Regions from separate parts of the Homo sapiens genome. Here region 2 is linked to region 1. The links are chromatin loops, found by intact Hi-C in ENCODE. Cell type or tissue: sigmoid colon. All regions are shown on one strand. Each heading gives the region's core, and the rest is flanking DNA. Links, peaks and the distances in the headings are about the cores only. Region 1 overlaps CIDEA (cell death inducing DFFA like effector a). Region 2 holds the start of LOC101927511 (a long non-coding RNA gene).

The links. Peaks named below come from ENCODE experiments on the same cell type or tissue, not always from the same donor. Only the 100,000 strongest peaks of a DNase experiment are listed, where the experiment ranks them.
Region 2: a loop joins it to region 1, with 4 times the contacts of the local background. A loop is called at or near these places in 3 of 110 quality-filtered maps.

What each region holds. Positions count from the first base shown.
Region 1 is chr18:12,276,393-12,281,763 of GRCh38, forward strand. It overlaps CIDEA (cell death inducing DFFA like effector a), which reads left to right. Exons shown (of 5, transcript NM_001279.4): 5 at 731-1,203. The coding sequence ends at 878. Among named protein-coding and RNA genes, the nearest start is that of CIDEA, 25 kb to the left of the region's middle. RefSeq lists enhancers at 1-503, 1,305-5,259. In sigmoid colon, for the core only: a CTCF peak has its summit at 2,815; DNase peaks (open chromatin) are centred at 959, 2,569, 2,889, 3,909 and 1 weaker place; H3K4me3 peaks cover 2,369 bases; H3K27ac peaks cover 2,194 bases.
Region 2 is chr18:11,945,277-11,950,647 of GRCh38, forward strand. LOC101927511 (a long non-coding RNA gene) reads right to left here and starts at 2,907. Exons shown (of 4, transcript XR_007066296.1): 1 at 2,824-2,907; 2 at 1,310-1,457. RefSeq lists enhancers at 1,790-2,558, 2,126-2,255, 2,579-3,326 and a cis regulatory region at 1,883-2,670. In sigmoid colon, for the core only: no CTCF peak of the experiment used is centred there; DNase peaks (open chromatin) are centred at 1,084, 1,695 and 2,095; H3K4me3 peaks cover 1,560 bases; H3K27ac peaks cover 970 bases.

The sequences.
Region 1 (5,371 bases), core at 181-5,180:
AGCGATCCTCCCACCTCAGCCTCTGAAAGTGCTGGGATTATAGGCATGAGCCACCACACCTGGCCACAAAGTCTTTCTTGAAAGACAAGTTCAGCCTTCTTGTTACTAATTTGTATTCTCTGATAAATCCGATGACACCACAAGCAGCCATGGAACTCACGACAGCCCCCACACTGGAGGCACCGCCTGCTAGGGACCCTGTTGTGGGTGCTGGGGGCAGTGGGCCCTCCTGATGAGACAGCTGCCCAGGCTTGGCTATCGCATCCCCATGGGCTCAGTCACTGCTGAATGTCCTGCTACTACCTTAGGAAGGGAAGGGATTTCAGTAGCAGGGCCCCTAGAACAGCCCAGCAGCCGAAGCCCAGGACACAGCACACCTGTGCGGGTGCGGCCATCTGCTCCACACAGAGCTTGCCAGCCACTCAACAAGCAGGCCGCACTTCAGGTGGCTCATGGGAGCCGTGCTTCTTGCGGTGGTCTTGGGCCAGCAGCAAGGGGGTCCTCAGGGAGCTCACAGAGACCTGCTCCTGGCCAGACCCACTGCCACGGCAGCTGCATCTGTGCCAGCCCTGGGACACGTGCACTCTGAGAGTCAGACAGCCATGCTCTAAATGTCAGCCTGGCCTCCTCCGAGTGCCTTTTGGTGGGGGGAGTGAAGTATTCCCATCCTGTCTGTTTCTCACTGGCCCAAAATCCCAAGCTAAAGCCTCCCCATCTGCCTCTGCCACAGGAGTCTGCTGCGGTTCCTGTCCTACTCCGCCCAGGTGACGGGACAGTTTCTCATCTATCTGGGCACATACATGCTCCGGGTGCTGGATGACAAGGAAGAGCGGCCATCCCTCCGGTCACAAGCCAAGGGCAGGTTCACGTGTGGATAGGGATGCAGGCTGTCGCCGGCTCTTGAGCCAAACACTGTGTTTCGTTTGGCTCAATGACGAATGTTGAAGATGCTTTTATGTTCTGAGCCACATGCACTTGGAGGCCGCTGGTCACGCTGCTCAGGAGTGGTGCCCAGAAAAGGAAAGGGCTTGGTGGTACATGAAGTGGGGGCAGTGGGCAGGGTGCCCTGGGGGGGAGGCATAGAGGGCCCTGGGGGTCATGGGAAGCGAGCACGCAGCAGGCGTGCCCAGGAGCGTGTGCATGTGTCAGAGCCATTTGGTCCATCATCTCCTGCAATAAACCCATCGCAAGAATGACCTTCAAGATGTGTGACACTTCCTGTGTCTCCTTTATCTCTCAGAAGAGCAAAAAGCAAACAAAACAAAACAAAACTATCAGAACAGCAAAAAAAAAAAAAAACTTTATATAGAAGCAAAACTCATCCAGGAATATTCTGCTAACAGATATAATCTCTCATAAGTCTTTATTAGTGCCACAAAAATAACAAGCTGCAAAATGTTATTGTATGTTTTTTTCAAACATGGATTTTTAACAGGCTCAAAGGGGCCCTCACACTGAAGGACTCAAATTGTGGAGGTCTTCAAGGACTTTTTTACTTTTTCACTTGTGAAAGTGAAAGGACTTTACTTTTTCAGCCTCTTTTTTCTTTTTCTTCTTTTTTTTTTTTTTTTTTTTTTGAGACAGGGTCTAGCTCTGTCACCCAAGCTGGAGTACAGCGGCCTGATCTCGGCTCACTGCTGCCTCGACCTCCCTGGGCTCAAGCCATCCTCCCACCTCAGCCTCCTGAGTAGCTGAGATTACAAGTGCACACCACCACCCCTAGTTTTTTTTATTTTTGTAGAGATGGGGTCTTGCTATGTTGCTCAGACTGGTCTCAAACTCCTAGACTCAAGCAATCCTCCTACCTGGGCCTCCCAAAGTTCTGAGATTACAGACGTGAGCCACCACACCCGGCCCAGCCTTTTTCTTAAAAACCAAAAAACAACTGCTGCACCCTCAGCTGCAGATTCTGCCTGCAGCCAGGTGGGGCACCGCGTTGCCAAGGTGGAGCTGTGCCTCATGCTGGCTCAGCTGCGAGGAACCTCCTGTCCGTGGCTGGGATCTCTAGCTGCAGGCACAGCTGGACGAAGGCAATCAGACAACATTGTAAGAATCTGTCTCCCACTCTCTTGGATCTGATTCCCTGCAGGGAGGGGGGACCCCCTCAAGTGGAAGCAAGTGCAGACCTCAGGCCCTGCAGCAGGAAGCTCTGGGCTACACCTTGTCCCCCCATTGGATGTCCTGGGTTACACCTCATGCTGCAGACACAGCAGCTGGTGGCTCTGCCAGGCTGGGCCACACACTGAGTCCTGGAGCCACCCCAAAGAGAAATAGGGTGCTGTTCCTAGAATCAGGGGGAACAGATGCTAGAAGAAAAATATTTCCTGATTAAGAAATGATGCCTTGGAGGCCTTTTCCTTCCCTAGCCACCAACTCTGGCCACAGAAAGACACCACAGTGTGTCCCGGAACCCTAGAGGAAGAAAAACTCTCCCCTCCCCTACCCCCTTCCCGGGGCTCCCAGCTGCTGCTCAGCCGTTCCCGGCAGGGATGGTCCTCCCTTCACAGACAGTTTGCAGTCCCCTTTGAGAGGCCCCGTGACCGGCGCTGAGTCCTGGGCTCTCACTGTGTCTGAGCCAGTTCTTGGAGAAGCTGGGCCAGGCCCCACAGCAGGACAGACAAAAGGAAAGGAGGTGGCGTTCCTCAAAGCACAGGCTCTTCTTTCACACTGCGAAAAAAACAGGCACTTTCAGTATTATCCCTTCTTGCCTTCCAGAATGAGCTGCGCTGCTGGTAGAGCGAGGGTTACAAAGAGTGTTCAGGCACAGGCCGTCTGCTGTGACTTCAAAACATTTCCTATATAAGGAGCTCCTGACCGCCCTGCCCACCTCGGGCCAGCAGGAGAGGAGGTGAGGAGGAGGGCTGTAGCCAGGCGTGTGGCCGGCCTGGCCGAGGGGCGCTCACTCCTGCCTCTCACTGACTCTGGGCTTGCGTCACTTCCCAAGGATTCCACCGGCCTGGGCAGTGACTGCCTGGCTTCCAAAAAAGGAATTTTCACTCCAGTGCCTGATCCTGTTGACTCAGCCCCTGCCCTCACTCGCTGAGAGGCCCTAGGCCTACGTCCAGATGGTGGGGAAACTGTGGGGGCCCAACCTGTTCGAAGGGAGGAATTGGGGAAGGGACGGGCTGGCCTTCTCCCCATGGGAAAGGGGAGGACATTCAGAAGGACCTCTTGGCATTTGGGAGCTTCTGAAGGAGCTGCGGCCACCGCCGCCCTGTCTCCTGTGCCCATGATTCACGGAGTGGCCCGGGACAGAGCAGCCTCTTCGCAGAACCCTCAGGGAGGCTCCAGGCCTCAGGGAGGAGGCAGCAAAGGTTGGTTTTGCTATTGTCAAAGTCTTCAGTGGGCCCTTGGCCAGGAGACTGGTGGAATTGAAACCCACTCCCTTAGGGGAAGGGTCCCAGCAGGCGTGGCTGTCTTGTCTCTGGTTCGGATTAGGTGACAGGCACTCCAAATGTGACACTTTCTCGTTCTCATCTTAGTTTCTCTATCATCTGCATTTAGCCCGCTAGCTCAGACCAGGATGTGCCCCATGCAGGTGAGGGTGGGTGGGGAGAGCCAAGGCACTCCAGCGGGCTCAGGGCCTGGACCCTGTGAGGCCTGGATGCCGCCTCCACCTAAGCCTTCAGCTGAACCCCCAGGGTGGCGTGTGTGTCCCTTCAGGGGCTGAGTGTTCGTCTGTGTGTCTTTGATGGGGCCAAGCAGAAGAGCTCGAATTGGAAATTATTCACTTCTAGAATCACAATTCAGAAAAAAAGAAATGGTTCCCATGAGCCCAGGTTTCATGCTCCTGCAGTCACTACATGGACCTGGACGTCACTCCTATGACCTCTTTTTCAGGCGCACAAACACAGGTAGCTGCCATGAGCATCCCACGCGCATGCGTCCTGGTGTGTTTCTGCCACATGATCCGTAGGCTAGATTCAAGGAGCACTTTCTGCCAGCAGCAGGGAACAGAGTGCAGGCCTGGGATGAACTGAGGACATCAGAATGAAATGCTCTAAGAGCCATGATCTCATGGCCAGAGACAGACTCTGGCTAAAATCACCTGTAGTGACCAGACTTCACAGCCCAAACCACTGTCTTCATCCATAAAATCAGGATCCAATCGACTTGGTCCAGGAACTCCATTCCCAGACAGATTTTCTTGGCCCAGATTTTAAAAATGTAAACACGGTCCCTCTTCCAGCCAGCACTTTTCAGCTGGCCAGCCACAGCTTGCCCTTCTCCTGCACCCCAAGGAAACTGTCACCACCCGCCAGGTCAGGAGCCCAGCTCAAAGCCATGGCGTAGGCCTCTTCAGGACTAGGATTCTAAAACGGGGGTCCATTTCCCCAAAGGGAAGTTCTCCTTTCTCCTCATGTGATGAGGTGGGGGCGGCTCATCAAGCCACATGTGGGGGTGGGCCTCCACCCAGGATGGCACTGTCCCCACACAGGGTCTCCTGGCTCCCACTCCCTCCTGTGTTATAAATTGTAGGGAAAGAAAACTGTGGCCAGCACCTTTCTCTACCATCACCTCCACGGGGACAGCTATTCCTTGCTAGAATTACCAGGCCCCCTCCAGCAGCAGAGGCCATGGGGCTACCTGCCTGCCCTCCAGCTCTGACAGCCAGCTCTCAAGTCCCAGTGGGCCAGGAGGAGAGCTCTGTCTTCCCCAAGATTTTATTGTATTGTGGCAAAATCAACATAACTTTTTTTTTTTCTTTTGAGATGGAGTTTCGCTCTTATTGCCTAGGCTGGAGTACAATGGTGTGGTCTCGACTCACTGCAAACTCCGCCTCCTGGGTTCAAGCGATTCTCCTGCCTCAGCCTCCTGAATAGCTGGGATTACAGGTGCGTGCCACCACACCCAGGTAATTTTTGTATTTTTGGGGTTTCACCACATTGGCCAGGCTAGTCTTGAACTCCTGACCTCAGGTGATGCACCCACCTTGGCCTCCCAAAGTGCTGGGATTACAGGTGTGAGCCACCATGCCTGGCCAACATAACATTTTTTTAAATGTATCTTCCACCTCAGCCTCCCAAGTAGTTGACACTATAGGTGCACACCACCACACCCAGCTCATCATCTTTTTTTTTTTTTTTTAGATTTTTTTTTTGTTGTTAGCAACAGGATCTTACTATGTTGCCCAGGCTGCTCTCCAACTCCTGGGTGCAAGTGATCCTCTCACCTCAGCCTCCCAGAGGACTGGGATTATGGGCATGAGCTATTGCTTTTAAAATCTGATGATCAGTGCAGTGCCTTTTATTCTGAGCCTCCACTCCACTGAGTGGTCTCCCCCACTTCATGCCCCAGGGGCTCATGTGCCAAGGCAGTGGGGGACACACTCCGACTATGGGGAGTTGTGTCCCACCCAGGCCTCCCCTGA
Region 2 (5,371 bases), core at 71-5,070, 330 kb before region 1:
GCTTAGCCATATTGAGAACTTTCCTGCCTTGAGGTAGGGGGACCACCCCCATGTCCCTTCCCCGCTAAAAGCTGTTTAATCACTCAATAAAACTTTCCACCTTACTCTTTCAGTGTCCACATGCGTACTTCTTTCTGGTCATGAGACAAGAACCCAGACCTATCTGAGCTAAGGGGCAAAAAATCCTGCATCACCTGTAACAATTTGATTGAGTCTCACCAACAAAATGATGATGATGTTAGCCAAACACAAAAGAATTAATACTAAGTGATTCTCTTATCAGGGTCCAATAAAGAGAGAGAAGCTACACCAGTTATTCCAAAAGAGTGAGTAATATAAAGAATTACTGGGCCGGGCGTGGTGGCTCACACCTGTAATCCCAACACTTTGAGAGGCAGAGGCGGGCAGATCACGAGGTCAGGAGATTGACACCATCCTGGCTAACACGGTGAAACCCTGACTCTACTAAAAATACAAAAATTAGCTGGGCGTGGTGGCAGGCGCCTGCTGCTCGGGAGGCTGAGGCAGGAGAATGGTGTGAACCCGGGAGGTGGAGCTTGCAGTGAGCAGAGATCGCACCACTGCACTCCAGCCTGGGCAATAGAGCGAGACTCCGTCTAAAAAAAAAAAAAAAATTATTATTGACGGGCACAGTGGCTCATGCCTGTAATCCCAACACCTTGGGAGGCTGAGGAGGAAGGATTGCTTGAGCCCAGGAGTTTGAGACCAGCCTGGGCAACATAGAGAGACCCCATCTGTACCGTGTGTGTGTGTGTGTGTGTGTGTGTGTGTGCACGCGCACGCGTGCGTAGCATTCAGCTATCAACCAGGAGGTTTCATTTAGTGTAACCCAGCAAGTACTCACAGAATTTTTTTTTTTTGAGACACAGTCTCACTCTGTCACCAAGACTGGAATGCAGTGGCGCAATCATGGCTCAATGGAACCTCAACCTCCTGGGCTCAAGCAATGCTCCCACTTCAGCCTTCTGAGTAGCTGGGACCACAGGCATGTGCCACCACGCCCGGCTAAATTTTGTATTTTTTGTAGAGAAGGGGTTTCGCCATGTTGCCTAGGCTGGTCTTGAATTCCTGGACTCAAGCCATCCGCCCACCTCGGCCTCCCAAAGTGTTAGAGGCGGAGGTTGCAGTGAACCAAGATTGCACCACTGCACTCCAGCCTGGGCTACAGAGCGAGACTCAGTCACAAAAAAAAAAAAAAAAAAAATGTTAGGATTACAGGCGTGAGCCACCTCACCCATACAGAAATGTGATCCACACTGTAAGACGCGCCTCTTCTTGAAATACTTACCCGATTCTTTGTTCTCTCACTGATCTCTGATCTCTCCACCTTCCCAAGTCTTGGAAAACTTGTCTTCTGATTTCAGAGTTAACCCTTAATTACGTAGAATCTTCCATTGTCATGTATTACATTACACGTGCTGGTTTTATCTTCCCAACTAGAAGATAAACCATAGAATCAGAAAAACAATTTTATCATTTTATTTCCAAAATTACATAGCCCAGGATTGAACTGTCCATAAACATCTATCGGATGGTCAGCTTCAAAACTAACTGCAATGCTGATGAGTTAAAATAGCTCCTTTTGTTGGCACCAGATAATAGATAAACATGAGAAGCCAGTGCAGTGGCTCATGCTTGTAACCTCAGCACTTCGGGAGGTCTAGGAGGGAGGATGGCTTGAGCCCAGGAGCCCATAGTGAGCTATGATTGAGCCACTGCACTCTAGTGTGAGCAACAGAGCAAGACCTCGTCTCTATACAAAATAAAATTATACATTTTTTTTACATAAGAAAACTTGAGAGAGATCATACTTTTGGGTTTCTTTATTAAAAGAAAGAAGACCAAAAGGTGACCCAAGTAAAAGTGTACACCCCTTAAGGGAAAAAAAAATTATTTTCATTTAAAATCGTTTTCTTTATCTTTAAAGTGAAAGTGCCATATCTGGCTTCCTAAGGAGGAACCACAAACCGCGTAGACTCAGGCCAGCCGCTGGGCCTGGGCCTGTGTGTCCCTCAGGCGGCGACCTTTGGCCCACTTCAGGCCGGCCGTATTTACCAGCTTAGAGGCGCCGCGGCGTTGGCGAGTCCTTTTTCACCCACCCCTTCCCTCCGTTCTCAGGCTTGAACTTGAACAGGCACTCATGACTCAGCAAACGGTACTTGATAGGGTTCTTTACACGTCAGTCAGGCTATTTTTTAAAATCACTCTTCCTGGAGATCTTCAAACCAGAAGCACCGCGGGCCCTCCCCAACGGGCTTCTGCTTACCTCCACTACGTGATGCAGTATGGCCCCCGGGAGGCCGCCCCCAGATTCTAGAGGGGCTTACCCCAGACACACCCGAAGGACCACCTCGTGACCTCAGAGGAACAGCCCTAGACCCAGGAGAGACTGCCAGACACCCCCGTGGCAGCCCGCCAGGGCCCAGCTCTACTTGTCGCCTGGAGGTGCTGCCTCCCTTCCACGCCGCCCCAGGGAATGGCCGCCCCTCTGGGGCTCCTCCCAATCCCCCTTCCCAGGACTGACAATGGCCCGGCGCCCTGCTTTGGGCCAGGATCGGCCTCGAGCCTTCCTCACTAGCGGCCAAGAGCCGGAAACCTTGCGTCTCAGATTCCCCGGGTCTGTGCACCCCCACCCCAACCGGTCTTCCCACCCAGGCCCCCCCTGATGCCAGCTGCGGGCCTGGACCTAGCCCGGGGCCCTGCCCCTCCGCCCCTCTCGCTGGACAGCCCAGGCCGGCGCCCGAGGGATAGGCTCGGGAGCGCGGGGAAGACGCTGCAGCCGGAGCTGGAGCCAGGGCCCACCTGTCCAGCGCCGTCCTGAGCTCACACAAAGACCCTTCCAGCCTCACCGAGGCCGCGAGCCCAAGCCAAGATCTTACAGATGTCAGGAAGTCTGGTTTAAAACCCATTGGTTAAGAAACTAATGACAATTTTTTTTTCTTAATAGGAAATCTGGGTGACTAGAAAATAGAGGGAAGGGAGACATTTTCATAACACCCTGTCACCTTTGCATTTCATGCACATGCAGAGTTGCATTCATATTATTAAAATATCTTTTTAGCTGGGCGCGGTGGCTCACATCTATAATCCCAGCATTTTGGGATGCCGAGGCAGGTGGATCACTTGAGGTCAGGAGTTCGAGACCAGCCTGAGCAATGTGGCGAAACCCTGTCTCTACTAAAAATACAAAAATTAGCCCAGGCATAGTGGCGGACGCCTATAATCCCAGCTACTCCGGAGGCTGAGGCAGGAGAATCATTTGAACCCGGGAGGTGGAGGTTGCGGTGAGCCAAGATCATGACACAGCATTTCGGCCTGGGAGACAGAGCCAGACCCTGTCTCCAAAATAATAATAATAAATTAATTAAAATAAAATAATATCTTTTTGACCTGGTGCTGGTTGCATAGGTATGGTCAGTTTGTGACAGTCCAGTGAGTTGTATGTTCAGGATACATGTATTCTTCTGAATGTGCATGTACTTCAGTTAAAGGTTTCCAGAAATAAACCTTTGGGTGAGGAGCAGAGCGCACTTCATCCTGAAGGCATAGGTGTGCTTTTGGGCCACCAGTAAACGGAGGTCATCCCACCTGTCATCCCACCCGGGGCCTCCTGTGCTTGGACGGAGATAAACAACATCCCTGCCCTCATTTCTGTTGCCTTCCTTCCCCCAATCGTGGAGTCTTCCCAGGAGCACAAACTCAGTGCATTCCTACTATCTAATTCCCCTATGAAGCTGGCAAAGGCTGGAATGTTATTTAGATTTTGACGGAAAATCATTCATAGCAATTCAGTTACTCAACACCTACTGAGCCCCAGATTCCTGCCTTTTAGTACAAACACTTTGTTCTCTGTTAAAAGCATTCCATGCTATATAGCACTGGCCATGCTGTGTCCCCTCTCTCTTCCTGCCACCCCCAGCACAAGGCTCTACCAAAAACTCGAAGACAACAAGCTAAATGTGGTTTGGTATGTAGAATCTTATTACTTGCTGTGATTGCACTGCTTAACATGAAGCATCATATTGACTTGGGATGTTATGAGAGGTACTAAAGGAAATTTACTTTGTCAGTTTTCCAGCTCTAACCCCATAAACTCTGGCTTCTAATAGAGTGTGGTGGTTGGTAAATGAATCTGGAAGAACAATCAATGAGACATATAAGGATTTTTAAAGGAGAGGGGAATATAATTGCAACCTAGGTGAAGAGTTTCAAGATTTAGGTAGGTGCCCATTCACATAATAGGCTAGACTATATGATTTAAACAATTGGTTGGGGATAATCACATACAGTACGGCACATTAAAATTGGTAAGAAGATAGGGCTGGGCATGGTGGCTAATGCCTGTAATTCCAGCACTTTGGGAGGCCGAGGTGGGTGGATCACAAGGTCAGGAGTTTGAGACCAGCCTGACCAACATGGTAAAACCCCGTCTATACTAAAAATACAAAAATTAGCCAGGCTTGGTGGCGCATACCTGTAATCCCAGCTACTCAGGAGGCTAAGGCAGGAGAGCTTGAACCCAGGAGGCAGAGGTTGCAGTGAGCCGAGATCGCGCCACCGCACTCCAGCCTGGGTAACAGCGAGACTCCGTCTCAGAGAAGAGAGAGGCTAATAGCTCAGAAAAGGGAGGGAAATATATTGAAAATCTTAGTGCAGGACAAGAGTGTTTTAAACAAAAAAGTTCTTGGTAAAGATGAAGGTAAATTAGATACATGAAAACAAACTCATGGTATTTACTAAAGTGGTCTACAATCTGTATTACCTCTTCAGGGCCCCTTGGCTGCTTTCACTCATGGACTGCTTGTGTTTCTTGGGAGAGGAAAAATTAAAATTGGTGTGACATAACTTGCTTGTAGTAAAAAATACAGGCTATTTCAAGACTACCAAGAAGCCAGCTCACATCAGCTACATCTCAACAATAGAAAATAATCATTCTGAAAAAAAGGCCCCGCCAGCAGGGTGGCTCATGCCTGTAATCCCAGCACTTTGGAAGCCAAGGTGGGAGGATCACTTGAGCCCAGGAGTTTGAGACCAGCCTGGGCAACATAGCTAGACCCCCGTCACTGCAAAAATTAAATAATTACCTGGGCGTGGTGGTGTGCACCTGTAGTCCCAGCTACTCAGAAGGCTGACCTGGAAGGATCTCTGAGCTGGGGAGGTTGAGGCTGCAGTGAGCCAAGGTCATTCCACCAAACTCCAGCTCCAGCCTGGACAACAGAGTGAGACCTTGTTTAAAAAAAAAAAAAATCTAAGGCAAAGAAGCAGGTCACTTCTCTTCCAATTATAAGATCCAAGACTTAGACCTGGTCTCTATCTTATGCCTGGTACCCCAGACTAGAAGGGCTGAGGT